Linked DNA regions of Homo sapiens: all the other regions are linked to region 2. A link is a loop called in an ENCODE intact Hi-C map of the cell type or tissue named here. Cell type or tissue: GM12878. All regions are shown on one strand. Each heading gives the region's core, and the rest is flanking DNA. Links, peaks and the distances in the headings are about the cores only. Region 1 has its middle 280 kb from the start of TET2. Region 2 has its middle 86 kb from the start of TET2. Region 3 has its middle 220 kb from the start of TET2. Region 4 has its middle 200 kb from the start of TET2.

What was found. Hi-C counts contacts between places; a loop is a spot of excess contacts. Peaks named below come from ENCODE experiments on the same cell type or tissue, not always from the same donor. Only the 100,000 strongest peaks of a DNase experiment are listed, where the experiment ranks them.
Region 1: a loop joins it to region 2, with 6 times the contacts of the local background. A loop is called at or near these places in 2 of 110 quality-filtered maps.
Region 3: it touches region 2 in a loop (5-fold over the local background); 2 of 110 quality-filtered maps call a loop at or near these places.
Region 4: a loop joins it to region 2, with 7 times the contacts of the local background. A loop is called at or near these places in 2 of 110 quality-filtered maps.

Annotation. Positions count from the first base shown.
Region 1 is chr4:104,864,708-104,873,079 of GRCh38, forward strand. No RefSeq gene overlaps it. Among named protein-coding and RNA genes, the nearest start is that of TET2, 280 kb to the right of the region's middle. RefSeq lists a silencer at 6,363-6,412. In GM12878, for the core only: no CTCF peak of the experiment used is centred there; DNase peaks (open chromatin) are centred at 2,212, 4,434 and 6,354; H3K4me3 peaks cover 1,262 bases; H3K27ac peaks cover 2,971 bases.
Region 2 is chr4:105,057,075-105,065,446 of GRCh38, forward strand. No RefSeq gene overlaps it. Among named protein-coding and RNA genes, the nearest start is that of TET2, 86 kb to the right of the region's middle. RefSeq lists enhancers at 2,214-2,313, 2,334-2,403, 3,879-3,978. In GM12878, for the core only: no CTCF peak of the experiment used is centred there; DNase peaks (open chromatin) are centred at 2,447, 3,727 and 4,467; H3K4me3 peaks cover 1,324 bases; H3K27ac peaks cover 3,465 bases.
Region 3 is chr4:104,927,198-104,935,569 of GRCh38, forward strand. No RefSeq gene overlaps it. Among named protein-coding and RNA genes, the nearest start is that of TET2, 220 kb to the right of the region's middle. RefSeq lists an enhancer at 3,452-3,791. In GM12878, for the core only: a CTCF peak has its summit at 4,079 (motif pointing right); DNase peaks (open chromatin) are centred at 3,334, 3,764 and 4,054; H3K27ac peaks cover 1,111 bases.
Region 4 is chr4:104,940,023-104,947,230 of GRCh38, forward strand. No RefSeq gene overlaps it. Among named protein-coding and RNA genes, the nearest start is that of TET2, 200 kb to the right of the region's middle. RefSeq lists an enhancer at 3,365-3,444. In GM12878, for the core only: no CTCF peak of the experiment used is centred there; DNase peaks (open chromatin) are centred at 1,914 and 3,549; H3K27ac peaks cover 368 bases.

The sequences.
Region 1 (8,372 bases), core at 1,977-6,976, 190 kb before region 2:
TAATTAGAGATAAGGACACATGAGGAGTAAGAGAGAGGATATGAGTAATCCTTTCAACAGGGAATGAAAAATAGAAATTAGCTTGATTTCCCAGAAATAATATTGTCAAAAAGGCAGAAAGAAACACTGCTGTCAGGAAGGTATTGCAAATAGGAAGCCTAAGCTAAAATGGCTGTGAGTCACAGAAGTAGCCATTTAAAATTTCCCTGTCCATGACATTTCCATTTCATATTTGTTTCAGAAACAAACAAAAAATATTAATGGTAATATAGAAAGACATTTCAAGCCAAATCATTCAGGATAGAACATATCAACTGAAAATGGCTATTTGTATTACAAGGAAGACACACTTGAAGTCAAAGCTCAATATTTCCCTGAACTACTCTAGGTTGCCATGTGATTTCTTATAGGTCGTTTTTAATAATGGACAGAAGATGAAAGACTGAGTGAGAGAGCACTTGTAATGTGTTTTAAAATGTTCCTTCTGCTATGAGCAGGTTGAGGTAGTACAGTAATAAACAGCACACTGCTTCATTTAGAGTCTTGAAAGTATAGTGATACAATTTAGAAAACATACCACAGCAAAACATCCCAAACACTTACCAGGGATGCTGACAAGATCTGTTCATCTTAGTCAACCAAAGCCCTACTTGAGTAAATCATACCATAAAATCTTAACATATCTTAGCGCTTTGTGTCAACTTAATTCATCCTTTAAAATGCATGCCATTTCCCATTGCTCATTATTTTCAAAAGGAAATTTCATTTATATCCAAATGTCATGCAAAAGATCTAAGTGCTCATGTTGTATAAACATTGGTATCTCCTATAGCTAGATATAACCCACCTCCAATTATTCAATAAACAATGAGCCCTGTACAAGAGAAATATAAATTCACCCCCAAAAAAATTCTTCAATAAAACATCCAGTGGCAGAACCCATACAGGTGACTAGGGTATTAAAGTTGTACTTATAGGGTAATCACTTACTTAACAGCTAGCTGAATAAAACTTGGTATGAGAAGCACATGGAAACTTTAATTATACTTTACACTTTTTTAAAACTATGTCACAAATCAGAATTATAAAAGTTGCAAAATTCATCAAAAAGAAAGGTATGATCATGACAGGGAAAAATCAATACAACAAAAAAATTTAGTAACTTTAAGCCTCAATTCCAGAACCCAGTCACTTTTCCAATATCATTCTTCAGGCTGACCCTATTTCATTTGTGTTTTACCTAGATAATGGCAATTAAGCATTATTTAGCATTCTTTACTTTTAATTCTTCTCTATTGTCATTTCAACTGTAATACATTATCATAATTTAGTCATTATTTAAATGACTTCTTTGATTAGTGGTTTTGGGAAACTTGGCATAATTCAGTGTGAAAAAGTATAATGTGTGTGCTGTAATTATCTTAAACTGGTCAAAATCATTTCAATAAAGACAAAATGTATCCGTCTATTTTCACTCAATTATCCCATATTGTCTGTTTACATGAAATTCCTGACTACTGTACTTAGTAGGGAAAAATAAGAGAAAGCGTGAAGATCTGCTGTAAAAGAGATATTAACCATAAAGTATTGCTCTATTTGAGCATCCTTTATTAGGCACTACTCTGAAATAAATAAATAAATAAATAAATAAATATATATATATATATATATACACACACACACACATACACATATATGTATACACACACTCCTACACGTTTACATTTATCTACATATATCCATAGTATATGTGTATTATATAATGTCGATGGAGAATATGAGTAATATATGATATGTGAATTCATACATAAAGAGGGAGAGAGCCCATAACCGCTCTATCATCTAGCCATGGCAATGTACCTATCTCTTATAGATCTTTTGAATCCCTTTACCTTTTCCATACCCACTCCCACTAACCCCTGACACAATATCACTTGCCTGGACTTGCCTAATAATTGCCTGCTGGGACTGCCTCCCTCTAACCTAACTACCCCATACTAGCTATAACCAATTCACCACAAAGCAGCTAGAGTGCTTCTTTCAAAATGCAAGGCAGGAGGTTTGATTAAGTCACCTACCTTAGAATAAAGATAAATTCTTCATGTGGCCTACAAGGACCTGTATGATCTGCTTTCTACTTATGTCCCCAGCCCCTGCTTCCCATTTGTCTGAGTGTTGTCGGTTTCAATTCACTGTTCTCCTACTCCTGCTTTCACTGTCAGGGACACACCTTGTCACCTATCTGCTTATTCAACTTGCAGATCTCATTTAGGCATCTTCCTTGAGGAAGACTTCTCTGACACCCCAACTGTTTAAAATCCACTCATTACAGCACTTACCTCCCCCTCAGAGTACTTCTCACAGTGGCGGTTTCACACGTTTGTTGATGAACTAATATTTTCTTCCCTTCTAGACTGCTAGCTAAAAGACAGCAGGATGGGTCTGGCTTTGTTCGCCATTATGGACATCTCTAGGATTTAGCAAAGAGGTATGGAGCATAGAAAACATTCATTAAATATTTTTTAATGAATGAATTTAGATTACCTAATTTCATTCATTAAAAAATATTTAATGAACATTTTTATAGCCTTAACCTACCCATCCACTGCCAACCTGTCCTAAATTTATAAATCCTTACTATAAGTTCTTTTGGCAGTTAAGAATAAATAGGCCTCACTTTAAAATGCATAGAAATCTTGTTCTCAGGTTCTAAATCTCCCCAAATATAAAGATAATATTTTAAGGTTTCGGTTAAGAAACATTGGCACCCTTAGTTTTTGTTTACTGCTTTTAGGAAAAACATAAATGTTTGACACAAATATGACTGAAAGCTTGATGCAACTGATTTTAGTTTAATTTTGAGTGGGAATAAGTATATATTCAATATTCATTTTTTGTTATTGCTTCTGTTACTCAATTTCAATATTTATTAAAATAACTAAACACTAATACAATGAAAAGGGCCACCTTGCTATGCAGGTTCAAATGTAAATATTATATTAAGAGGTGGAATAGCTCTGATATTTAAGTTTATTAAATATACCACATGTAAGGTAAAAAATGCATCTAGAATTAGAAAGGAATTTGGAGTCTTTATTTTTTATTATTCTGTGAACACCAGTAGGTATGTAGGATCAAGAATAAAATGGTATTGGGGAACACGTGACCCAGAAGTGACTTCTAATCCCTCTATTTATTTCCCTTTCCTTCCCATGGGGGACCACACACTGGTAAATGTGTAAGTACACTTATTTTTAGCATTTATGAAGGACACTAAAATGTATTACAAATGGATATTAAATTAATCTAGATTACTAGGAGAGGTGTTAACCCAAAGGTATGATTTTCATATCAAAACAAATAATTTTTCTGGTATAAATCCAGTTTATTCCTGAAATAAAACTTGGTCTTCTCATTCACTATTTTCTCCCTCTGGCTTAAAGCTACTCTTTTCTTTCTTATCACCCCTGTCTAATGATGGTTTGCTTTGTGCCATCATACAAGGCTCTTATTCATTATGTCTTATAGAAGGAGTGGATAGACAATTGCTTTTTAAATTTATTATTTTGTAAATTCAGGAGATACTCTTTAACAACATCTATTTTCTCCTATATGTTGTAAAATATACAAAAATGCTAAGACTCACTGTGGATTAATGCAGAAATCTATGACACATAGTTTATACTGTCACTCAATTCCACTAATGACTGAATATTATTACTGAAGGTTTGGTAGCATTTTACATCATTGTAAAGGCAAATCTCTGTTGCCCCTTTCATTCCTATCTATATCCTATCAGCATGCTTAAAAAAAAAGACCCTGGGAAATATAGTGAGATCTCATCTCTACAAATAATAATAATAATGAACAAATTACTAGGTATGGTGGTGCACACTTGTAGTCCCATATACTCAGGAGGCTGAGGCAAGAAGATCACTTGAGCCTAGGAGTTCAAGGCTGAAGTGAGCTATAATCACATGATTGCACTCCAGCCTGGGTGACAGAGTGAGACCTTGTCTGATACATATATGACAAGGTATATATATGTGACATATATATGACAAGGTATATATATGACAAGGTATATATATATGTATATATATATGAGACAAGGTCTCACTCTGTCTCAAAAAAGAAATAAAATGAAACATATGTTTCATCATTTTATTCTTTTCTATAATATTCTAACTTGCTTTTTCTCCAATTATTTCTTTAGTTAATTTAACACGCTTTTCTGAAAAGGGGAAAGTAGACAAAAGGAGTCCTCATGAATTGGAGACTTTCCTTATTACAAACACATGTACCTCCTCTGAAGAAAATATGAAATTTGAATTCGTAAATATGAAAGACGCAAAAATAAAATAGAGAAGTGGAAGTGTCATCTTTGACAATAATAGAAATAGAAATTAACACAAGGGTTTCCTACTGGCAAAGACCAGACTTGAATTGAGTCAGATAATGTATACTCCCATAGTTGGTGAATATTCTGAGCAGTTCTGCCCATGATCATAGAAACCACACCAATAATGTGGAGACTTTTTTCTTTCTTTTCAAAAATAGCAGAACTGTGTGTGTGCTGGGAACTGGGTGAGATGGGATAGGGTGGAGTAGAGAAGGGAAGAATTTGCAGGCTGACTCTCACAATTTCATAAGCAATTTAAAAGGAATTCATGGCAAGACTATGGATGGTTTTCATTACTTCAGCATATATTGAATGTTAAGGTTCTCAAATACTGTGCTTTTCCAAGCTTTATCATGAAGTTTGTTCTAGTTGCTTTTTTCTAATATTAAAGAGGATCATAGCATACGAAGGATCATTAATCTACAAATAAAATCAAATTGTGTCTGCTTAAACCCTTACATGTTATACAGATATAAAGTGGTATTATTTTTGTTACTGTTGTTACTATTATCTAACCAGGAGCCTAGAATTATAAATTTGAAAAGTAAAGACTTATCTTTTAACCTAATTAGTTGCGGTCTATCTCTTATATTCACCTACACAAAAATTACTTCCCAGTTTCCCATATGGATTCAAACTTACTTTCTTGAGGAAATGCTTCCAATATGAATTTCCTTTTCAGTTGAACATACCTTCTCGGGTTTTGGAAATCTGTATTATAGTTACTATGGTCATTTACGTATTGTTTGGCAAGTACTATTTCATGTGTATGTTCTGAATCCTCAACTAAAATATAAACTTGAAGAACAAACAATGAAGTTAAATGTCCAAGGAAAAAGAGTAGCTTGTGATATCAAAAAAGCAAGTTCAACTTCTACTTTCATCATTTCCTATTAGCTTGAAAATGGACAATTTACTTAATCTTCCCAAACCTTAACTTCCTCATTTGTAAAATGTGGAAACCAGTAGTAACTAGCTCATAGACCTTTTATGAGGACTAAATTATTTAATGTATAGATTTAGTTCAGTGTTTGTCACATGATAGGTGTTCAGCAAATATTATTATTATTATTAAATGACTCAGAATTAAACATCTATTTCTTTAGATTCTTCTGTATTCAACCATAGCATCTATTATAGTACTTAATATTTAGTTGGTTCTAATATAGTGTATGGCTTTAAATTTTAAGGACTAAAGATTATTTATTGTTATTACTATTACCAATCTTATTGGCAATATAATTCTTATGAACATAAAATTAGTAGTAAAGTAATAATCTGATTGCAAACACATCATGTGACATTCTTTTGTTTTAATGGATTTATATAAAAATAATTTTTATAAAATTATCTACCTCCTTACCTTAAGAGTTATTAAGAGTAATTAATTTGAGTCATTCCTAGGATGAAAATTGCATGAATGCTGGAGACATGAGATGGTGAATTCTGGGTAAAGAATTCCTAGAGCCTGGTATGGCTTTTGAGTTCTCCAAATTAGATGCCACACAGTTGTTATGTACTAGTCATTCATATATTTAATACATTTTCACTGGACACATTCCATGTGGCAGGCATTTCTCTGAGGGAGAGACATAGTAGAGAACAAGACAGATGTGGTTCTGCTTTCACAGCTTAGAGGGGAGTGCCAATGAACAGGGTCTGCAACGGAGAGAGGGACATGAAATGCTTACAGTTTTCCTAAGTTTGAATATCAAAGTCAGCTTTCAAGAATGATGAAACCATGTTGAACTGATCAGGAGCAAACAAGAAATGCTATGTCACTAGGCTGTATTGAAAACTTGGACCCACCAGCCTATTTTCTATTAATAGTCTTAATATGGATGAAAAAAAATCACTAACCTTTCAGATATTCATTTGGGTGTGGAAGAAGCCTCCTGAAATGAGGAACCAGGAGGGAAGACTCTGAGAGAACAGGTTTCTCACAAACATTTCCTGCTCAGACTTGTTTCAGACAGACTGAAATTTTACAAGAACGGGTTTCTTATTATATCCCTTTTAGCCTCCTGAACTGAAATCAGCTGGCTGTGGATCATTACAAAAGTATCAAGCCTTTTCAAACCTCAAGTAAAAAGAAGAGTTTTATTGAAAGCTTTTTCCTTTAATTCCACCCATATATCTGTAAGTATGTTTCTGCATAACAGATTCTGCATATTTCAGAAGCTTTCTTAATTTGCAGTCTCCCAAAATATGGTTAAGTCAAATCAAATGTCAAATTCAAACACCTGCTACAAATAAACAAGCTTAACAAAAGCTTCTCTGGCTTCCCTGGACACGCTGATCACAAGATTGAACCCACAGCTGAGAGTTAATGAAACATTTTAGAGAGCAATATATTTTAGAGGAAAATCTCCACGGATATTCCTGGGGAGTTAGAGAATTTCCAGGAGTAAGCAATGAAGTCAAATCCTTGCTGTATTAATTTTTTCTTAGTATTTCCAAAGACTCATTTGGGAAAAATGTCAAGAAAGAAAAAATGAGTTTAGCCTGTTCAAAGTTAAGACAGTATGACAATATTTTGGTCCAAAAACACATCCATGACTTCACACAGTTCAGAACCAGGCTAAATTTTCTGCAGAGTTCATAACCAGAGTAAGTTCCTAAGAAGCATCTAGAAATCACTGGCAATTAGAATGTATTTTTACCATTCTTAGAACACATCAGCAAAGCCTCTAGGCCTTTATACTTGCTATGCCTGCACCTAGGATGTTCTTTCCCCATTTCATACATAGTTTGTTTCCTCATTTCATTTAGTCTTAACCCATAACCCTGTCCTTCAAGCCCTCCTTATTCATAGTACCCCATTTCTTCAGTAAGAAGCCTCATCCCTGAGACATTCCTCCTTCACTGACATCCTAATTATGTTTACCACACAATTTTCTTCCTGACCCATTTGCCATTATTTAAATCTTCTAAGCTGTATGTTCTCCTTTAATTCCTACCACCAATTTCATACCTGCCTAGCTTTCCAGCCAACTGTGTGAAGAAAGGGGCAAAAAAGCATGTTGGAAGCAGTAGTGAGGTGATGTGCTTTCTATCTTTTCATCACAATAGTTGGTTCTGATAGGATTCAAGGAATATATTCCAAATGAGAGGTAGGATTCTGCTTCTCTATTAAAGTAAGCCTTTGGTATTCTTACATTTGACATGTGAGATGTTTTATATTTTGCACACCTCCCAAAGATCTATGACAAATTTCTTTTAAAACAAAGTAAAATTAACTTTACCATGAAGAAACATAATATTACCTCAGCCAGATGATCAAGGTTACTATCAACATAAGTCAGATTAATAGTATGTACTGTATTAATCATAAAATGTGATGAGAAGGGCACTTTGCTTCCACTGTCTTCTTGATAACATATAACTCCAGTCTAGCCATGAAAAAATATCATGACAAATTCAAAACAAAGAGAATTCTACAAAATACCCAACCAGCACTCTTCAAAACTGACAGTCAACAAAAACAAGGAAAATCTCAGAAATTGTCACTGCCGGGGGGACCTAAGGAGACATAATGACTGAGCTTAACCTAGTATCATGCATGGGAGCCCAGGATGGAGACATGAGAGAAAAACCAGTGAATTCCAACAAAGTATGGAGTTGATAGTAATGTATCAATGTTGGTTTCTTAGTGGTGACAAAGGTACCATAGTAATGTCCGGTGTTAACAATGGGAGAAACTGGGTGTGGGGTACATAGGAATGCTCTAGACTGTCTTTGCAACTTTTCCGTAAATCTAAAATTGTTCTCAAAAGTTTTTTTAATGAATCTACAATATCCCAATTAAATAAAAGAATATATTAGGAACACTTACAACTAATATCTTTTTGTCCCTTGGGAACTATGTAATAATACTAATAAGAACCATAAAAACTATCATTTATTGAGCACTTACAAAGTGCTGGAAGCATGCTAAGCACAACACATGTTAATTCATTTTATCCATGCA
Region 2 (8,372 bases), core at 1,773-6,772:
TTATAGAGCGCCTAGTATGCCAAATACTAATTTCTGTGCTGGTGATAAATCCATGAGCTCTTGGAGTTTAAGCTCTCAGTAACGACGGCAGAAAGTAAAGACTAAATTCATACATGATTTCAGGTAATAATAAACATTATGAATAAAAATTAAGCAGGGTATAGTGATTAAACAATGACAACTGAGGTTGGAGTATAGGAATCCACAGAACAAAACTTTGGAAATTTTGCCTTAGTGTGTAACCATGTGCTAACTGAAGTAACAAAGTCCCTTTGGAGAAGGTTTGAGAAAACCTTCAACACTCTCTCTTCAATTAGTGTGTGTGAAAAAGTACAAGGATACTTATTACCTGATCTTGAAGACCAGTGCTATTGATAGGGACTTCTGGCCAGCTAGGAGAGAAGGTAGTGTTGTGCAAGGCGTTCAAGAGACTCGGGGCCCCTACAATTATACTTTGTAAATGGAACTTACTCAATGCACTCCTAAGGCAATTGCCCCTTCCTAGAAAATTGGAGAAGTGTAATGGTTGCGCAGTTTCCTGAACACACAGATCTCAGCTGCTTAATTTATTTTACAGTGTTTTTTATTAGCCTATAGTTGACTAGTATAATTTTTCCTTTCTACAGACATGGAAACTGGATTTCCAGGTTTCATGCTGTTCCTCACATAATAAATCAGGTCAATCTATGAATTCTTTTTTTCACTATTTCACAATACCTATTTGATATCTACTGTCTGTGTAGCTCTGTCTCAGGTATGCAAAAATAAATGTGACCCAGAGGAACTTACGAGCATATTATAGTCGGAAGGTCAGGTACTTTCCCTTTGTGTTTCCCAGCCTCTGTCTTAAGAAATCAGTAAATGCCTCACAAACAGATGTAATTCATTTGTTTATGACTTTCCCAGGCCACACAGAACACAATAAACAGAGTATATGCCTGAGATATATTTAGAGTCTTCACCCAAGAAGGCTTTGGATGGTTTTTAAATACTGAGGGTAATGATAAATACAATACTCTTTTGCCAATCAATAGAAGTACGATATTACAAAAACAGAACTTCTCCTTATTCTTCTCACTGGGAAGGATTTGCTCAGCAGCATAGCTTTTAACACTCTTACGACTTAAAATAAGATACTCAAAACTGGGCAGATAAAGCATCGATTCTAATCCACCACCTGAAGTCATATGACTCATCTGAAGCAGAAGTGGAAAAAAAAATCTAGACCAGGAATCTCAAATTATCACAGGCAGCAAAGAAAGTCAAAATGATTGTACCAATGAGTCATCCGCCATCTGCTTCTCTTCCAGAAAATGTAAGTCAAGGTACAGATAAGCAGGAGTAAACCAACATCAAGAAAATGCAAACCACAATGTTCTTCTACAATGATAGAAGGAAATATGAAGTATATTAAAAGCTAACACAAGGAGATTAGATTGACTCAGAACCTCACTGAGCAGGCTGGGAAGATAATAGGTTTTGTAAGACCCAATACCTGCAGTAAATGATATGGGAAAGGGAAGGAGGCCTATACTATGGCTAAAAAGGGAACTGAAAGCCAAGAGACTCAATAGGTGAGTTCCAGTTTACCAATTTATTCTTCCCACTCCATTTGCTGACTCAAGTTGTGATACAGAAGATAGGAAATCTCATCTTCCTAACAAGAAGACTCCATTCCTATGAGGAAAAATAAGCTGAGAGTCCACTTGAAATCTCTTCTTGATACCTCCACATCCATCATCCCTCTCTTATGATCCACTTTTGGCTACCTTACTAGAACAGAGAACTGTTCTGTGGAATTATTCATTCCATTGCTCTTGTTTTATATTGATAGTTTAGCACTCATCATACTGTATTACAGGGCATTATTTGTACTTTTTCTCTTTAATATATATAAATTCCTTCAGTCATGTGTCATAGCAATAGCTAATTAATACTCATTATTTTATCCTACCAATCTTTATTGAGCACCTACTATGGGCCAAACACTGTTCTTGGGGCTTATGATATATTAAAAAACAAACTATGATCTCTGCCTTTGTGAAGCTTACATTCAAGTGGGAGGCAGGAATAGAAAATCATCATAAGTAGATATGCTAGTATGTTTGAAGATGATAAACATCACTGAAAAGAAAAACAGTAGAATAAGAAAGATCAGGAATGCCAGAAGGTAGTGTTGGGGAAGGGGTAGTTTGCGGCATTAAAGAGGACAGTCAGAGCGGGCTTTATTGAGAAGGTGAGATTTGCCCAGACTTGAAGGAGGTGATGGAGTTAGTCAAGTGAATTTTGAGAACAGATGTATTACACTTTCTTCTTCAAGCTCCATCAAGGACTTTAAGCCAGTGCTACCTTGAGACTCAGGAGATTTGGTAAGTTCACCAAGCTGCCAGAACACTTGTTTTTGGCTCACATAATATATTCAGTGAGTAAGACTTTAGTCATTTTGTTACTATTGTGTGACATGGGAGACTGAGAACAGGAACAGAGAAAGGAGAAGCAGCACAGCACTCAAGAGTGGGGTGGGAATGGGGAGAAGAGGGACCTCCACTCTCATCTGAATCAAGAAAGATTCTGGAAATCTTGTGGGTAGAATGAAGTCAGCCCTTCCTGTTTCCTAAATGTCCTTCCTTGTGATGAGTTTTAATTATCTAAACCTGTCATAAAACTCTACAGAGTCTCTTTGTTGTCTTTAAAGACTTCTTTTTGCTGGCTCTTTTTATTCATTCTTTATTTCTGTGGTGACCAAAAGGATCAATCTCAGCTATATTTTCTGGAGAGGCCCAGGAGAGGGAATTCCAGTTTTGTTGTTCAGTTTCAGCCCTGTACTAGTTTTATAAAATTATATCTATTTTGGGGGGCTCTTTCAAAGAAAGTGTAACTAATCAAGATATATTTGAAAATGTACTCATTCAATTAAAAACGCTTATTAAGCGATTGACAGGTTTCAGGCACTGACTGTGTATTAAGCATACAAAGATAAGGAAGATATGGTTATACTAGAAGTAAAAACCTATCCTTAATAATATTCTGGGGCAGCCGGGCGCAGTGGCTCACACCTGTAATCCCAGCACTTTGGGAGGCCGAGGTGGGCGGATCATAAAGTCAGGAGTTCGAGACCAGCCTGACCAACATGGTGAAACCCCGTCTCTACTAAAAAAAATACAAAAATTAGCCGGGCATGGTGGCATGCACTGTAATCCCAGCTACTCAGGAGGCTGAGGCAGGAGAATTGCTTGAACCCAGGAGGTAGAGGTTGCAGTGAGCTGAGATCACACCACTGCATTCCAGCCTGGGCAACAGAGGAAGACTCCATCTCAAAAAAAAATAAAAATAAAAATAAAAAAAATATATATAAAATATTCTGGGGCATTGCATACCACAGGCCAGAACAAAATGACCCCAAGTTATAGGAAAACAATAAAACAGATTTGTCATACTCTAGAAATAATTCAGTCAAAAGTACTAAACATTTTTTCAATGAAACAAGAAAAGTCATGTTCTTACTGATGACTATTTTACTACTGTGATTGTCTTTTATGTAAAACTTTTAAACCCTAGCAACATTAGCCATTCCTCCTGGTTCCTGTTAATAAGTCTGTGCTTCACTGAACATCCTAATCACCCACATTTACCATCACTTTACCATGAAAGAGGAAGAGAATGGTGACTTCACAAAAGTCAATAAAGAAGAAGTGGAAACAGTGAAGTGAGGGGAAGCCTCAAGGCAGCAACTAAGAACAACCTATAAGCACAGAGAATAATAGTGGTCAGGTTTTTAAAGACCACAGGACCTCTGGGAGTGACTCATTTGGAGAACATACTATTTCTGCCTTTGACTCCACAGTGAGGTCTGCCCATACGGTGTTGGTGGTGTTATTTTATGTAAGATGTAGCTCAGTTGCCAAAGAAGTACATGTTTTCCTCAGCCCTATATGACTTAAAGATCCCTCTAAAACTCAAATTAACACATAACGTGTAAATCACATATACACAGTGTTTAGTGTCATATCATAAAATGTTTTTGCATCAATGAGTTAGTTGTTACTGCTTCTGCAGTAACATCTTCTGCAGAAGGAACTGCAGATATGTGAGTATAGGAGAAAATAAACATATCCCTCACAGTCTGCTTTCTTTGTTTAATTCATTCACTAGACTGATCATTCTAAGGAGGATTTTGTGCTGCTCTTGTTTTGCTGCTGGGCCTATCCTGTTTCCATTCCCAAATCAAGTATTCCTGGAATTTAAGGTATCACTTTACCAGCCTGACCACAAGTTCCCCATTGTTTCCTCTGCTCTGCTCATGACCTGGAATAATGCCTCTCCCTGGATACTAAATTTACTGACCCTGCCTAGGACCGAGAAGATTGATGAGTCCTCAACCCGTGCATGTCTTCAAAAAGGTAAGACAGACCAGCAAAGCAGTAAAATGACAGACCCATTGTTTGAGCCCAACGCTGGGACTTCCCCTTTTGTATAAGCTGAGTCACATTTTTCCTGTTGTCAACTTGAAGCCTGTTCGTTGATGTACGATAGGACTATCTTGCTGATATATAAAGTCAGGCAGACAGGTTTCCTTGCATTTGTTTGCCTTACCTTGGACCCTTACCAATTAGAAACTGTCCACTGGCCAAAAGAGATAAGACATGGTTTATTAAAGCTCAGATACTACATTGAATGAAATAATTTCTGACAATTTTCTTCTGTTAAAGTGCCATCCGAGGTTCCTGCCTTGTGCAATCTTACTGATTTTGACAGAGGTCTTTTGGGATGTATATGTGCATTTTATTCTTGATATCTGTTCAGTTGACACATGTTTTAAAACCACAGATATATTTGATTGGTTGGCAAATTGTGAAAACAGGAAGTCAAATAATGGAATCAACTGTGAAACAACCATAACAAGTGAAGCTTTTCTGCTTAAGTGCCAAGATGGGAATACTGTTATGAGTAACAAACAAAATGAAATGATAATGTCAATATAATTCCAACAGGAAGAGTGAGCATCTGGACTGCCCTAATTATCATATTTCCAGTGCTTTATAACCAATGAAATGGTTTTTACATTTTACTCTCCAATATTGTTGCTAGGCATGATAAAAAATCTCCAAAATTGAGAGAGGGATGTGGTGACATTTTCTAGCTAGGAAATATTTGAGATTTTTTCTTTTTTTTTTTTTTTTGGTCGGACAATCACCACTTGCATTGGACTTCAAAAAAATACCTTGCTGGGGCCAGGCGCAGTGGCTCTGCCTATAATCCCAGCACTTTGGGAGGCTGAGGTGGGTGGATCCCTTGAGGTCAGGAGTTCGAGACCAGCCTGGTCAACATGGTGAAACCCCGTCTCTACTGAAAATACAAAAATTAGCTGCGTGTGGTGGCGGGCGCCTGTCGTCCCAGCTACTTGGGAGGTTGAGACAGGAAAATCACTTGAACCTGGGAGGTGGAGGTTGCAGTGAGCCAAGATCCCGCCATTGCACTCCAGCCTGGGTGACAAGAGTGAAACTCCATCTCAAAAAAAAAAATAAAAAATCTACTGATTGCTTACTCTAGAACAGGCACTGTTGTAAACACTAGGGTTATGAAGGTCATGGCAAATCACCTTCTTGCTTATAAGCATTTGCACATTACACCGAGACTTTTCTTGTAATGCCTCAAGGTTTCCAAGTACCAGTTCTCCTGTGATAGTCATTCTTCCATGGTGAATTTTCAAAAGGTTATCAAGCAGTGTAAAGAATAAAAAAAATCCTCAAATCAATAGATATGAGGAACATATGCAAATATTAGAATAAAATGAAAGAGACGATTTTTAGACAAAGACCAGGAAATACGATCTCACTAGTATGTATTAAGTTTATAAAACTTATTACTTCAAAAATTTCAGAAACATAAACGAATTTTAAAGACACCTGAATAAACTTGAGGCAGGGCAGCTGTTAGCAGTATAATGAGGGAAGGGTGGAGCATGTACCATGCCACAGATGGGAAATCCTGTTCTTCCATCTTCCATCTTCTGAGAATTTCTATATGAAATATGTTATGGAAATGATGGCATGTGCCATCTATTCAGACAATTGAGTTTTTAAAGTATGATCAATATTTCTCAAGGTCTGCCCCTGCCAGAAAAGAATTTAAAATATTACAATGGGACATTTTAATGTCATCTTGTTGGAGGGAGAATTAATGAGGACTTGGCACAATTGATTGTTAGTTAGAAGATTAAGTCACAATGCATATATTAATCTATTTAACCTTCAAACACTGTTTTAAGAGACTGTTTTAGGAGAAAGTACTTTTGAGCCAGTTGCATATTTCAGTCAACCTTAATTATATTCAGAAATCTAACCCTAGAAATGTAAATTTAAAGGTGGAAGAACAGAAAGACAAACTACTCTAAAGCTCTCATCTTACAGATGAAGCACAAACAAATTAAATGAAATCCAGAGGTTACAGCATTTATACAGCGATGAAGCCAAGCCCAAACCTAGGTCACCTGGATACCAAGGCTTGTCTCAGGTCTCTGCATGGACAAGGAGATGAAATAAAACTGCATCCAGAATTATCCAATTAGCCTGTATCTCTTATTGTGAAATGATTCCATTTGGATACAGAATCAGTCACTAATTGAAAAAAACACTGCATTGACTTTCAACTGATGAATCTGCCCTAAGAGGTGTTACACTTGTCATTATACCCATAGAGTATTACAGCACTGCTTACCAACTCTGTACTAATCAAACAATCATCTTTATTGTTTCATAAAGGTGAAAAGTAAAGAAAAATTCTTAGTGAAAAAGCCCTCCCAAAGAGAAATCCAGGGAAAATAGCAATAATAATGCAAAACATTCAACTATATAATTTCCAAGACTTTCACTTCACTGTGTAGTCAAGTAACACTATTATTCATTTCACAGCTATAGATCAATTTGCTCATGTGTGAAACCTAGGAAATACAACCATTTTCTCTTCAGATGAGTAATCCTGGTTTGAGTTACCCATACAATTTCATAAAAATACATTATTCCAGATGGACTCCAGTTGCTGGGCAGATGGAAATGCTTAAGTAAAGGACTAAAAACTTCATTATCCTAAATTAGGTAGTCAGAGAGAAAAAGTATGAATATAACTATAACCCAAATAATTTTTAAGTTTTATGAATATTTTTAAAAATTCTACTTTCAGGAGAAAAGAACTTGAAAAATAATTACACATATTTAAGTATTTAAAAAGTATATACTTTTACAGTCAAGTTTTTAATCAATTAGTTGTAGCTACCATAATTATATTTCTCATAGTCACTTTCCATTTTTACATACTGAGCCAACCTGTCCATAAGCCAAGCTCAGGTTTATCTCATTCCTTCAGTTGATTGGACAGGATTTCCCCACAGGCACAGGTGCAATTTCTGTAAGCATCACTGCTGTGACTGTGATGGTTAATGTGGGAGTCTTGTCTACCTTCCCACATAGCTTACCTGTGCTCATTGTCATTGCATATGACATTTCTGGATGTACATTTCTATCTAATGAGAGACTGCTGCTCAGCCCATTCATATTTATGCTTTGGCCAGTCTGACAGAAGTTAGCTCATAATGGGCAGGACAATTGGTGTCCCATGGTCAAGAGCTCCGTCCCTAGCAGGATCTAATATTGTTCCAGGAGCTTCTTTGGACCTCTAAAAACTTCACTGAAATGACAGGTCTCTAAAACATCATGAGGTTTATCTCCCACACTCAGGCATTGCCACCTCTTACTGCAAAGGAATGAGCCACCTCTGTAAACTTTGAACATTCAGGGATGTATACAGAGCCAAAATCCTCTGGGGGAATCTACCCATTATGTCTTCATCCCATGTTTTAAGATCCTAGGTTTTCATCCATGGTCTGCCTTGGCTGAGCATGTAAGTATCTCTGATGCTCTGGAATTCTACTTGTCAAATCCTGGAGTCTGTTTTTCAGCTGTTCATTATTCCACTGCAGGGGAAAAGAGACCCTTCTTAAATCACCAGAGAGGTTCTCTAACTCTTGCCCTTAGCAGTAGTTTGTTAATGGTTCTCTGTTTCTCATTATCCCATTGCAGAGCATCAATATAACAGTAATGCCCAGCCAACACTCTGTCCTTGTGCTCCCCACCGCCATCTCTCTTTCAAATCCTTGAATCATTATAACTGCAAGGGCATTTTCCATTGGGATGTTTCCTCAAGTCACCCCTGATGAATTGTTCAGCGATTGGATTTTCACTTTGTGCCAGGGACTATCTAGGCCCCACATTCCTCTCATGATGCAGTCCTCCTTGCCTGTCGAGAAATGAGTGAGCCAGGCCCCAAGCTCCATCTTGCCACTTGACTTATCAGAACATGTTTGGTTTCTGCCATGT
Region 3 (8,372 bases), core at 1,274-6,273, 130 kb before region 2:
CCCATTAAACCAGTCACAAGATAAAGAACATAGGTAAATACTGTTCTTAATTGCCTGGACAACATTCTGTAACTCAATCGAATACTTTCTAAAACTATATATGTCCGTAAAGTAGTGTATCATTTTATTTTGTCACCTAGTACTTAAAAGCAGTGTTAGAAAGTGCATTGAGTCAAAAGTGAGCAATTCAAATTCTACAGCTATGAGCCTCTCCATCTTTATTTTTTTCTTTTGTCAAATATTGTATGATTCTAGAGGCTAAAACAGTTCCTACAAATGCCTACCCAGAAAGGAGAAGCAAGCAAAGGAAAGAAGGGAGGGAGGAAGGAAGCATGGAGGTAGGGAGAAAGACACCATCTACTTGGTCCTGCTCTGTAATACTTGAAGGTTCTCCCTGTGATTTTATTCTGTCTTTGGATCTCTAACAACCCAACAGCCACCATTAGTCACAAAAACACATCTGTGTTTAAAAAACTGTCCACAGAAAATTGAAGTGAGTGATCTATACATCACAGAAACAAAAGGAGAGAGAGATGTATATATATATATATATATCCTTTTTCTACACTATTATATATAATAGTAGAGAAAAGCCTCAACACAAGAAATAAGGTTATTACACACAAAACTTAGATATCCCGGCCAGGCATGGTAGCTCATGCCTGTAATCCCAGTACTTTAGGAGACCAAGGCTGGATGATCACTTGAAGCCAGGACTTCAAGACCATCCTGGGTAACATAGTAAGATCTTATCTCTACAAAAAATACAAAAATTAGCTGGGCATGGTGGCACGCACCTGTAGTCCTAGTTACTCAGGAAGCTGAGGCAGGAAAACCACTTGAGCATAGGAGTTTGAAGCTGCAGCAAGCTATGTTCATGCCACTGTACTCCTGCTTAGGTGACAGAGTTAGACTCTGTGGAGAGAAAGGAAAGGAAAGAGGAAAGAGAAAAAGAAAGAGAAAGGAAAGGAAGAGAGAGAGAGAAAGAGAGAAAGAAAAGAAAAAAATAAAGTTAGATATGCAGAGATTTTGAGATGACCTACAGAATTCATATGGATCCACAATCCTTATAGCTAGATCCTTATATGATTGCTCCAAAAATGTACATTCTGGACCTAGCACATTAGCTAGCCCCCCAACAATTCTTAATTTCTAGTAGATATGGCAGAATAATGTTACATGAAATGGTGGTATCAAGTTGTTATATGAGAATGACAACATAGGAATCCTAATAAAATGCTTGTAGATGGTCTTTGAGGTCAGTTAAAAATCACCAAATATTTTTGACGGCAATATCTCTAGTACTTGTACCTCTGTTTATCTGTCATTATCTCAAGTCTTAGTTCCTATTGATTAAATCTATTTAGCAACAGTTATAAAATTTTTCTTCTAGATGTGAAATGGCCATAGGGACTCTACTTCCTGGTTAACATGTCTTAATGAATCACCACATTTTCATGTTTTCCCACAGGAAAGGAACATGGTAAAATAGAAATAGGTTAAGATGTAATGATCTCCCCCTTTCCTGAATATGCCTCTGAATCGCTCTGTGTATACCTCTGCATTCTTTCATTTGCATATAAGGAAACCACTATGGCTTATAGCTTTTACAAACTGATGCCAATAATGGTCACATATCTTACAAAGATCTAGAATTTATTACAAAGTAATTAAAATCAATAACAACAACAAGAAAACAAACTTCCAAAAGGTCAAAACTTTAACCAATCTACATAATCACTAAAATTTAGCACCAAGTATTAAAAGCAAAGACATAAAAGCAATCCTGTGATGAATTTCCATACACATAAATATTCACTAAGTAGGAAAATACCTGATTAAAGAGTTAAAGAAATTTTATTTGTAACACTTTCCTTAAAGGGATTTTTCTTTTCCAAAATAGTATAAATCATTGTATTTTAGACCTCCTACTATCTACTTTATTGGTCTAAAGATTATTGGTACTTTAATGATAAGTTAAATACATTTTAACAGAAAGATAATTAAATGAACACTTGAAGTATTAACATAATTACATATAGTCAGGCAAATTCTGTGTATGAGATGAAATGTCATTCCAAAAGTATCTCATTGCTGTTTTTGTGTCACATTTAGACATGAGACACTGAGTATATACTTGTCGGCTAAGTGTTCACAAATCCTACTAAGGGCATGTATTGGGGGACTTGGCATTGCCAGGTTGTAGAGAGTACTTGCATCTCCTTGCATCAAATTTGGATGAAATTCTAAAACCATATAGGCTGCTCCAGAATACATCCGGCTTCTGGTGGATAAATAGGTCCACCATTTCTGGTTATTTTTCTAAGTAAGTTGTAAAAACCCTCCCTATGTAAGGCCTATTTGACAAGTATTTTTTCTAGTACATAAAACTAGAATATGATAAAAAATTTTTATAAACATAACTCAACCTAAAACTCTTGAAATATCTTATGGTTTATGACAACACACACATTCAATTACTGGAGACACATACTAAATACTACATATTTGTTGATAAAGCTGAAACTCCTAAACCTACCAAAAAGGCCTTCAAGACTGCCACCAATTCCATTTTCTTCCTCCACAGTGGAAGACTAAAAACTGCCAATCAATGACTAATCTCCCCTGTTTCTGCTATCAGAACTTGTCTGTATACAAGAGCAATGTGCTCATCTCTAGGAGGTGATGAACAACCATTCTAAGGTGATAATCACAATGTTCTTTCCCTTTGCCATATAGTCATTTTTTCACTCTCCTTTGCAACTAGGAGGGATATTTTCTAATAAAAGAGACCAATGGAGCTGGACTCTCCCCTTCCCTCTTTCTTCTTCTTCCTGCATGGATATGATGCCTGGTGTTGTGGTAGCCATATTAAAAACCGTGGGGCCTTCAGCCAAAGGGGAAAAAGCCAGCAAATGAAGGAAGGAGAATGCAAGGTAGAAAGAGCCTATATCCTTGACAGCATCATGAACAATGGGAGCAATGCCAGCAATTTTCTATATTCTTACTTCTTGCTCTGTAGGAAAAAATAATTCCTTATTTACTAAAGCCACTGTTGGATTGTGGCTGGCAAGATGTCTGAATAGGAACAGCTCCGGTCTGTAGCTCCCAGCGAGATCAACGCAGAAGGTGGGTGATTTCTGCATTTCCAACTGAGGTGCACAGCTCATCTCACTGGAACTGGTTAGACAGCGGGTGCAGCCCATGGAGAGTGAGCTGAAGCAGGGTGGGATGTCACCTCACACAGGAAGCACAAGGGGTCAGGGAACTCCCTCCTCTACCCAAGGAAAGCCCTGAGGGACTGTGCTGTAAGGAACAGTGCACCCTGGCCAAGATAATATGCTTTTCCCACGGTCTTCGCAACCTGCAGACCAGGAGATTCCCTCCGGTACCTACATCACCAGGGCCCTGGGTTTCAAGCACAAAACTGGGCAGTCATTTGGGCAGACATCGAGCTAGCTGCAGGAAATTTTTTCATACTCCAGTGGTGCCTGGAACACCAGCAAGACAGAAAAAGTTAGACCCCTGGAAAGGGGGCTGAAGTCAGGGAGCCAAGTGGTCTAGCTTAGAGGATCCCACCCCAAGGGAGCCCAGCAAGCTAAGATCCACTGGCTTGAAATTCTCACTGCCAGCAGAGCAGTCTGAAGTCAATCTGGCATGCTGGAGCTTGGTGGGAGGAGGGGCGTCTGCCATTACTGAGGCTTGAGTAGGTGGTTTTCCCCTCACAGTGTAAACAAAGCGGCCAGGAAGTTTGAACTGGGCGGAGCCCACCACAGCTTGGCTAAGCCACTGTAGCCAGACTGTCTCTCTAGATTCCTTTTCTCTGGGCAGGGCATCTCTGAAAGAAAGGTGGCAGCCCCAGTCAGGGGCTTATAGATCAAACTCCCATCTCCCTGGGACAGAGCACCTGGGGGAAGGGGTGGCTGTGGGCACAGGTTCAGCAGACTTAAATGTTCCTGCCTGCTGGCTCTGAAAAGAGCAGCAGATCTCCCAGCACAGCCCTTGAGATCTGCTAAGGGACAGACTGCCTCCTCAAGTGGGTCCCTGAACCCCGTGACTTCTGACAGGGAGAAACCTCCCAGCAGGGGTCAGCAGACACCTCATATAGGAAAGCTCCAGCTGGCATCTGGCAGGAGCCCCTCTAAGATGAAGCTTCCAGAGGAAGGAACAGCAGCAATCTTTGCTGTTCTGCAGCCTCTGCTGGTGATACCCAGGCACACAGGGTCTGGAGTGGACCTCCAGCAAACTGCAGCAGACCTGCAGCAGAGAGGCCTGTTAGAAAGAAAACTAACAAACACAAAGGAATAGGATCAATGTCAACAAAAAGGACGTCCACACAGGAACCCCATCTGAAGGTCACCAACATCAAAGACCAAAGGTAGATAAATCCAGGAAGATGAGGAAAAACCAGCACAAAAAAAGGCTGAAAATTCCAAAAACCAAAATGCCTCTTCTCCTCCAAAGGATCACAACTCCTTGCCAGCAAGGGAACAAAACTGGATGGAGAATGAGTTTGACCAATTGAAGGAAGTAGGCTTCAGGAGGTGGGTAATAACAAACTCTGCCGAGCTAAAGGAGCATGTTCTAACCCAATGCAAGGAAGCTAAGAACCTTGGAAAAAAGTTAGAGGAATTGCTAACTAGAATAACCAGTTTAAAGAGGAACATAAATGACCTGATGGAGCTGAAAAACACAGCACAAGAACTTTGTGAAGCATACACAAATATCAATAGCCAAATTGATCAAGCAGAAGAAAGGATTTCAGAGATTGAAGATCACCTTAATAAAATAAAGCATGAAGACAAGATTAGAGAATAAAGAATGAAAAGGAATGAACAAAGCCTCCAAGAAAATATGGACTATGTGAAAAGACCAAACCTATATTTGATTGGTGTACATGAAAGTGATGGGGAGAATGAAACCAAGTTGGAAAATACTCTTCAGGATATCATCCAGGAGAACTTCCCCAACCTAGCAAGGCAGGCCAACATTCAAATTCAGGAAATACAGAGAACACCACTAAGATATTACTCAATAAGAGCAACCCCAAGACACACAATCATCAGATTCACCAAGGTTGAAATGAAGGGAAAAATGTTAAGGGCAGCCAGAGAGAAAGGTCAGGTTACCCACAAAGGGAAGCCCATCAGACTAACAGTGGATCTCTCTGCAGAAACCCTACAAGCCAGAAGTAAGTAGGGGCCAATATTCAACACTCTTAAAGAAAAGAATTTTCAACCCAGAATTTCATATCCAGCCAAACTAAGCTTCATAAGTGAAGGAGAAATAAAATCCTTTACAGACAAGCAAATGCTGAGAGATTTTGTCACCACCAGGCCTGCCTTACAGGAGATCCTGAAGAAAGCACTAAACATGGAAAGGAGCAACCGGTACCAGCCACTGCAAAAACATAACAAATTGTAAAGACCATTGACATTGTGAAGAAACTGCAGCAACTAATGGGCAAAATAGCCAGCTAGCATCATAATGATAGGATCCAATTCACACATAACAATATTAACCTTAAATGTAAACGGGCTAAATGCCCCAAGACACAGACTGGCAAACTGGATAAAGAGTCAAGAACCATCAGTGTGTTGTATTCAGGAGACCCATCTCACATGCAAATAAAGGAATGGAGGAATATTTAGCAAGTAAATGGAAAGAAAAAAAAAGCAGGGGTTGCCATCCTAGTCTCTGATAAAACAGACTTTAAACCAACAAAGATAAAAAATGACAAAAAAGGAGCACCCAGACTCATATAATAAGATCTTAGAGACCTACAAAGAGACTTAGACTCCCACACAATAATAATGAGAAACTTTAACACCCCACTGTCAATATTAGACAAATCAATGAGACAAAAAAGTAACAAGGATATTCAGGACTTCAATTCAGCTCTAGACCAAATGGACCTAATAGACATCTACAGAACTCTCCACCCCAAATCAAAAGAATATACATTCTTCTCAGCACCACATCACACTTATTCTAAAATTGACCACATAATTGGAAGTAAAACACTCTTCAGCAAACGCAAAAGAATGGAAATCATAACAGTCTCTCAGACCACAGTGAAATCAAATTAGAACTCATGATTAAGAAACTCACTCAAACCACATGACTACATGGAAGCTGAACAACCTGTTTCTGAATGACTACTGAGTAAATAACAAAATTAAGGCTTAAATAATTGAGCTCTTTGAAACCAATGAGAACAAACATACAATGTACCAGAATCTCTGGGACAGAGCTAAAGCAGTGTTTAGTGGGAAATGTATAGCACTAAATGCCCACAGGAGAAAACAGAAAAGATCTAAAATTGGCACCCTAACATCACAATTAAAAGAACTAGAGAAGCAAGAGCAAGCAAACTAAAAAACTAGCAGAAGACAAGAAATAACTAAGATTAGAGCAGAACTGAAGGAGATAGAGACATAAAAAGCCCTTCAAAAAATCAATGAATACAGGAGCTGGTTTTTTCAAAAGATCAACAAAATAGACCAGTTGCCAGACTAGTAAAGAAGAAAGGAGAGAAGAATCAAATAGACACGATAAAAATGATAAAGGGGATATCACCACTGATCCCACAAAAATGCAAACTACCATCAGAGAATACTATAAAAACCTCCACGCAAATAGACTAGAAAATCTAGAAGAAATGGATAAATTCCTGGATACATACACCCTACCAAGACTAAACAAGGAAGAAGTCCAATCCCTGAATAGACCAATAACAAGTTCTGAAATGGAAGCAGTAATTAATAGCCTACCAACCAAAAAAAGTCCAGGACCAGACAGATTCACAGCCGAATTCTACCAGAGGTACACAGAAGAGCTGGTACTATTCCTTCTGAAACTATTCCAGTCAACAGAAAAAGAGGGACTCCTCCCTAACTCATTTTATGATGCCAGCATCATCCTGATACCAAAACCTGGCAGAGACACAACAACAACAAAAAAGAAAATTTCAGGCCAATATTCCTGAAGAATGTCAATGTAAAAATCCTCAATAAAATACTGGCAAACTGAATCCAGCAGCCCATCACAAAGCTTATCCACCATGATCAAGTTGGCTTCATCCCTGGGATGCAAGGCTGGTTCAACATCTGCAAATCAATAAACATAATCCATCACATAAACAGAACCAATGACAAAAAACACATGATTATCTCAATGGATGCAGAAAAGGTCTTCAACAAAATACAACACCCCTTCATGCTAAAAACTCTCAATAAACTAGGTATTGATGGAACATACATCAAAATAATAAGAGCTATTTATGACTAACCCACAGCCAATATCATATTGAATGGGCAAAAACTGGAAGCCCTCTCTCCCCACTCCTATTCAACACAGTATTGGAAGTTCTGGCTACGCAATCAGGCAAGAGAAAGAAATAAAGTGTATTCAAATAGGAAGAGAGGAAGTCAAATTGCCTCTGTTTACAGATGACATGATTGTATATTTAGAAAACCCCATCATCTCAGCCCAAAATCTCCTTAAGCTGATAAGCAACTTCAGTAAAGTTTCAGATACAAAATCAATGTACAAAAATTACAAGCATTCCTTTATACCAATAATAGACAAAAATAGAGCCAAATTATGAATGAACTTCATTCACAATTACTACAAAGAGAATAAAATACCTAGGAATACAACTTACAAGGGACGTGAAGGACCTCTTCAAGGAGAACTACAAACCACTCCTCAAGGAAATAAGAGAGGACACAAACAAATGGAAAAACATTCCATGCTCATGGATAGGAAAAATCAACATTGTGAAAATTGCCATACTCACCAAAGTAATTTATAGATTCTATGCTATCCCTGTCAACCTACCATTGACTTTCTTCAAAGAATTAGAAAAAACTACTTTAAATTTCATATAGAACAAAAAACAGCCCATATAGCCGAGACAATCCTAAGCAAAAAGAACAAAGCAGGAGGCATCACGCTACCTGACTTCAAACTATACTACAAAGCTACAGTAACCAAAACAGCATGGTACTGGTACCAAAACAGATATATAGACCAATAGGACAGGATAGAGGCCTCAGAAATAATGCCACACATGTACAACCATCTGATCTTCAACATTCCTGACAAAAACAAGCAATGGGGAAAGGATTTCCTATCTAATAAATGGTGTTGGGAAAACTGGCTAGCCATATGCAGAAAACTGAAAAATGGATTAAAGACTTAAATGTAAGACCTAAAACCATAAAAACCCTAGAAGAAAAACTAGGCAATACCATTCAGGACATAGGCATGGGCAAAGGCTTCATGACTAAAACACCAAAAGCAATGGCAACAAAAGCCAAAAGTGACAAATGGGATCTAATTAAACTAAACAGCTTCTGCACAGCAAA
Region 4 (7,208 bases), core at 542-5,541, 120 kb before region 2:
CAGTTCCACATTGTTTTAACTTCAGTGTTTTTGTGGTACATCTTAACACCTGACAAGGCAAGGCTCATTCTTCATATTTTTGTTTTTCAGAATTCTTCTAGCTGTTCTTGCATGTTTATTCTTCAAAGTAAAATTTGAAATCATTTTATCAAGCTCCTCACCACCTTCCCACAGCAAATGAGAATTTTGATTGATATTACAATGCAAATAGAATAAATTCAAACAGAATTGACCTCTTTTAAAAAATAAAGCCTACTTTTTCTAAATTGTGTCTCCCCACTTAATCAAATGTTTTGTAATGTTCTCAAATCTTTTATTATCATATAAAATGTTATAATTTTACATATCTTGTTCATTTTACATTTCTTAAGACTATTTCTAGATATTAAATGTTGCTTAGTTATAAATGTAAATGGGATAATTTCCGTTTGTGTTTTCTATTCAAGAACGTGTTAGAAATCTACTGATTTTATTTATTTTACACCATCTACCTTAAGGAATACTCTTATTTTCTTAAGTCTGCAAGATCTATTTTTTAAAAAAATATTTTCAAAGAAAACTTGTTGATTTAAAATAGTTCAGGAAACAACTAAGTGATTGTATAATTTAAAATGGGAAAAGTGACTGCTGGTTTAAAATATAAATTTAAAATTTAGACACACACACACACACACACACACACACACACACCAACACAAATATATCACAAGAATCCTTGGATTGGGACATGTTTTCTTTTAAAATTTGAGTATTAGCAAAAGCAAGGAATTCAGTAGCTCTATGAACCACTCACTGTTTCCAGAGCTCTTCCACTGGAGCACCATTTTGTTTCCTTACAAAGAGAATGGACTTCCCTTAGATGGCTGCTCCAAGCAATCACTCTTTTTTAATGGTTCTCAAAAATAAAATGTTACCATTTAAAAATCAGAAAAGAAAAAACATCTCATCTGATGCTTGTATTACATTTTCTTTTACCGGATTCACAGCATATGATTAACAATGCACATAAACTTGGCTCTGTGATTTTGTGTTTAGATAATGATTGAAATCCATTAAACTATCCTTTTATGGTTGATATTCTGTCAGCTGAACATCCAGCAGATTCTTTTTATAGAAATATGATTTGATCTGCAATGTCCTGGAACATGTTTTCCCAGCTATTTGGCTTCAAGTTTATGGTAATTACCAGGCATTATCTCACAATTTCTACTGCTCCCAGGAACATTAAAATCCCACCACCCCTAGAAGCTTTTCTTGAGGATGAACCGTGGAAATCCTATGCCATTCCCTACAGGCTCTACTCAAGTGATAGGGTTTGTTTTTGTTTTCTTTTAACTGTTTCTTGTATTAAGCCTTATTTTTCATATGTCTTATCCCTCCAAATCACTTAAAATTTCCTCAGGAGGAATAAGGAAGAATTAACGTTTTGGGGCTCTCAGTACCAGCCTGGTCTCATTGCTTTGAATACATTTTTTCATGGCAAATATTAGTTATTATTGACATTTTATCTCCTGAGATACCTACTTCAGTGCCCAATGAATAGATGCTTGTTAGTTATATAACTGAACAGTCATCAGAGTATTTTTTTCTTAAATAATTTCCATCTAAGTGAAACAATAGCTCTTTTATTTTTACTTTAAGTTGCCAATGTAACAATAAAAGTTCATTGTGAATCAAGATATGTAAGGAATTTGGTGGCATTTTTTTTTTAGAATTACAAAACGTCAATAGCTTTTTATTAGTGGTATAGTTTCTCTATGAAACACCCTGAACTATAGTAGAGGCTTGCTGAAGATATAGAAGATTCATTTGTCCTTTCATAGCAGTTCCTTTGACCAATAGTTTCTGCTTAACATTAGTCACTCATTCTGCTTATTTTCTCACTGATTCTGCTAATGAGTCATAGATTATTTTGCATCTAAATCTCAGAAGTGTAGATCAAAGTCCTTCATGTGTAATGAAATGAAACTAATAACAGCAACCATTTATTGAGTGATTGTTATGTGTCAGGAACTGAGTGTCCTACTTGTGTAACTGCATTTAATTATCGTAACTACCCATTAGGTTGATGCTATTATCATCATCATTTTAAGGATGAGTAAACTAACTCTTAGAGAAGTAAAGTCAGACAATGCAAAGCCTAAACTTTTATCCATTTACATATACAATGAAACAACATAAGAATTGCAAGAGTGAAATATCTACTTTCCTAGTGAAGTTTATATGAAATTTGGGATACCTGTGGGGCAGCCATTATGATAGAAACAGAACTAGGAGAGTGGAAATGAGCTCTCTCTGGAAATACTTTCATAAACATCTCCTGAAACCCTACCACCAGGTTGGCAAATCATTGTTGTCTCCATCTTACATAGGGAATGGCTCAAAGTCACATAGTTAAGAAGTGGCAAAGACAGATCCATACTCAGGTCTTATAGATTCCAGGCCAAAACCCATCCATTCCCCACCACCACCATTTAACCCAGTTTCACAGGCGTGGTGGCAGCGATGGCAAAATTTGTCCTTCATAGTGTCACATCCATGGCTTCCTAAAGGCTCACATTACCCTCCTACAGACAGCATGGCTGTCTCCAACATGTCTCAACCAAAGTAACTACTGATCTCTATTGTGATGTAAAATAAAACATCCCTTATTAGTGCATTTTCTTTTGTGCCCTGTTTTTCATCCTGGATATCAACAAAAGGCCAATCAAACCAGTAAAAATGTTTAAAATTCTGTATATAACTTTTAGTCCATTTGATGCTCTATATACTTACAAGCACATTTTATAAAATTAGCTGCTTGAAAATCATGTAGATATATATATTGTTTCAACTTAATTATTCTGTGCAATATAGCACTCACCACAGCCAATTGTTTAAAGTATCCCAATGGCCTTCCAAACTCTCCTATATGCTCTACAAAGCATAGTTGTTCTGAGCCCCATCTGCACAGCACAGATAGCCGTGTTCCTCAAGTATTCTATGTGCTCCTCTCTATGCCCCAACCTCTCATGCAGTTAGACTGGGGACATGCAACCAGTCTGGGTCATTCAACTATGTATGTGTTAAATCATTAAACCTCACAATAAGGTAGGTATGCTGTGATTTCTTGGATTCTGTATTCGTCTGTGAGGCATCCATTCAAAACAGGGCCAGCTTTATTAAACTACATTTTCTTAATTTCTATAGTTCTTGATGCTCTAGAATCTGGTGGCCTTACAGACCCAGAAAGAGACTATCTTCCCTAGAGCTGGCTAATTCTGAGAGTCGGCGAAGGTCTTAGCTGAGAGCACAGCTCTCACGTACAAACCAACCAATCCTGAATCTACAGCCCCAAACTCCTTATCTAACTCTCACACAACAAACCAATATTTCCCTTGCCCTAAATCTTCCCAGTTACCAGGCAACTAGAGATCACCCTTATAGCCCAAAGTCCTCTGGAATCATTCAAACTGGCCAATCCTAAACTGTTTACTCTGCTCTGCCTTCCTTTTCGCACAGAAACCTCAAGAAAGGCTCTGGCCTAGACTTGCCCCTTGTTCCTGTCTTCTGGCTCTTGACTGACACTGGTGCTTTCCCCCTGTGGTCCTGCATGGTGTGTGGTGACTACCTCATTGGGCCCTGTGAGTAGAATAAATTCCTTTCTAAGCTTTGTTCTTGTTTTCTCTTGCGGCTGCACTAACTTTACCATACCCCAGCCAAAATATACATTCTTAGAAGAGTAGGTACTATTTTTAACCTCATTTTAGAGATGATGAAACTAAAACACAGATATAATACTTTAAACAATTTATCCAAGATAACATGAGAAGCCAAGATTCTAACCCAGGCAAGCCAGCTCAAGATTGTAATAAAAACAGGGCTTTGTCTTCTCCATCCTCCACACATCTGGAATAGCACTTAGCTTTACGGTTTTTCTTTGCATTTAATTGATGCACTGCAAGACTACTTGTGTAGATTTTCAGTGTCGTCAAAAAGTAACAGCCACAGATTTTGGTAATTGAATTCGTGGTCAGCTCTGCTTTGCTAGCACAAATCCTAGTTTTATTTTAGATTTTACCTTATTTCTAGCCTTTAGATTTCTAGATACCTTTCTATTTCATTGTCTTCCTGGTCTTCTAGTCACCAACATCCCTTAGTATTCTTGCCCAGCTCTGACACAATTCTAATCCTATCTTTTCTGATGTATATAGAAGGAGAATGAGGGAGATTATTTATAAAGTATATTCACAAAGACAGGTAAAGGGACATTTGGGAGGATGAGAGCTGTCCTTTTTCTCTAGGCTACACCATATTTACACAATTGCTACACCAAGGCATCTGTATTTTTGCCATCATCATCAAAGCTCCCAGGATTTCTTCTACATGCAAGAAAGCTAATCTAGCATGATCTAATATAAAACCAAATATGACAGTCCAAAACTTTTGTAAAGGAGAAACTAGGGCAACAGTGATTAGCAGTGTATTAGGTTAGTTCCCCCAGAGAAACAAATCTCACTATGATCTGAAGATTTCTAAACAGCCCTTTGAGCTTCATGAGCAAACCTTATACTAACTCATTCTTACAAGGACCTTTTAGAAGACCAGAACACTTCTATAGAATCCTTAAACAAGAATTAATATGTTTTCCCCAGATTAACACCCAAGAGTCAGAAAAAAAATTTCTGGCTAACTGATGCATAATTGTTTATGGACATCAGCTTGCCTTGAGTATATTCAGCTTTAATGTTAATAGGAAAAAATGTATTTCTAATAAATATTTGCTGCCACAAGCAGAAAGATAAGAAAGTCTGTTAGGGAAAACTGCCAATGTCCTAGTATCATGTTTCCAAGAAGGGGCTTCTGGAATAACACTTCCTCTAGAGTCCTCACATATCTTCTGTGTTTTTTAAATGAGGAGGAGAGACACAGGTAATTGGGGAGATTAAAACAAGACACTGGAAGTATGGCTCAGCCCCTTTATAGTCACTAAGATATGTAGAGAATAGGGGTCTTTTATGAGGGCAACAGGCCCTGGTGACAAATATTTTGAGGCCTCCAAGAAAGGGTGAACTAACAATATCTTTACAGAGGTCTGTATTCAGATCCACACTTCTTCCAGACCACAAATCCCAATTGTTTGTAGTGAATTCCCCTCTTCTCTCATTGCCGCTGGCCTTCTCTTCTAGATCCTAAACTTAATGTAGTAAATATACGTGGGTCAAGGCTCAAACTTCCTTCTTGGAGCACCTTATCCCCCTGTCTCCTCTACTAGGGTTCAGTAGAGATGAGGCAGTAACGATCTAAGTTGGCCTTCTTTACGTTGTTCTGATGGATTATCCCAAAGCATAAGCTTAAGGAAAAACAGAAACAATTCAATTTTCCACTACTTAGGAAGCATCTAAGCTCACACACAAATCCAATGTTAATAGCTGATCATTTAATCCTGAACTATCTGACTCTTGACAATTTCTCAACCAGTTCCAAACTCAGAGAGGATTTACGGGGTCAGGGTAATGATCCTACACCTGTTCAAACCTCAACAAAGTCATGTCAAAAGTAATCTAGAAAGCTATGTATGTAGTTTTTAACACCTACCTAACAAGGTAGATGCTAAGGAAAAAAACAAAATTCATCACACCCAAGGTTCCCTACATCTTCCTACGTCCAAAGTTTATTTCCTAATAATATCAGGTAGAGTTATATGCCTTTACGCTGAATTTTACTTCATGGTTGAGCCCACAGAATCTTAGAACTGAAAATAACTTTATGGAAGACTGAATAGGTCACAAAGCTAGCTATTGACAGAGCTAAAACTGGAACTCTAGTCTTCACATTCCCAGCTGGGTTCTCCTTCCATTATAGGAGACTCCCTCCTAATGCTTTTTGGTAAGCTAATTCTCTGTGTGTCTTCATTCCTTTTTAACATATGAAAGGGATATTTTGTGGTAAAAATAAATAGTTTCATAACTATAAAGCATCAGAATTTGAAGGAAATTTAGAGAAAAGATGTCAGCCCTTCTGTCATTTTATTGATGAGGCTGTGGAGGGTCATAGATAACTCAGCTAGACTATAATACTCCTGGATCTTAGCTCATTACACTTTCCTTCACAAAAGAAAAAAATGCCCATTCTAATCATTGCAAGCCAAAACTAATGTTGTATTTCTTTCTGATTGACAAGTTGCAGAGAAAATAATAGGTATTTAACCTCCTAAATAAAAGCATAAGCAGTAGATTTCTATAAGTATCATGCAACTCTCTACAGAGACCATTTTATTGACTGATTTAAATTAGCTTCTTCCTAAAACTTACCCATCTACCTTTTTGGTAATATAATTGCCCATTCTAACATAGACAACATTTAAAACACCAACCCAATTTCTTCGGTGGAAAACAATTCAATGATGAATGCTGATGAAAACCATTAGTTGTGCAAAACCATACTAAGTTGTTTCAGTAACAAGACAGGGACTGTTTAATGAAGCATGTCTCAACAATAAATAACAACAATAAAGAGAAATTTACTGCTTTGTGCTATATTGGACATTCATCATATACCCCAGAGCACTGGAAATTAAAATGGAAAATATCTGTTAATATATAAGTAAAAAGATAGAAAATATTTAAATAAGGTCAAACTACATTTTGATTATAATTTTTTAAAACAGGCTTATTTCTAATACATATATGTAAACTGAATAAGTGCTACATTTATTATACATTCGTTTGGTGTTTCTGCTGAATAATAATGTGAACACTGAGACTCCTACATAGTTGTAACACTTTAGAAAGGATTTACTCCAGAGACCATGATTTATTATTTTCACAGAAAATGCTGGGATATATGAAGTACTGACCTCCCTAAGAACTGCATCAGTGTGTGTGTTCTAGGCTTGAGGGCTCTGATATGGTCTGAATGTTTGTCTCCCCACAAAATTTGTATGGCAAAATCCTAATCCCCAAGGTGATGACATTAGGAGGTGGGGCCTTTGGGAGGTAATTAGGTCATGGGGGCATTAGGAGGTGGGGCCTTTGGGAGGTAATTAGGTCATGGGGGCAAAGTCCTCATGAATGGGATGAATGCCTTTATTGATGGGACCTCGGAAAGCTAGCTAGCTCCTTTTCCACCATGGGAGGATACAGTGAGACGGTGCCTTCTATGAACGTGGAAATTGGCACTCACCAGACACCAATCTACCAATACTTTGATCTTGCCCTTCCCAGCCT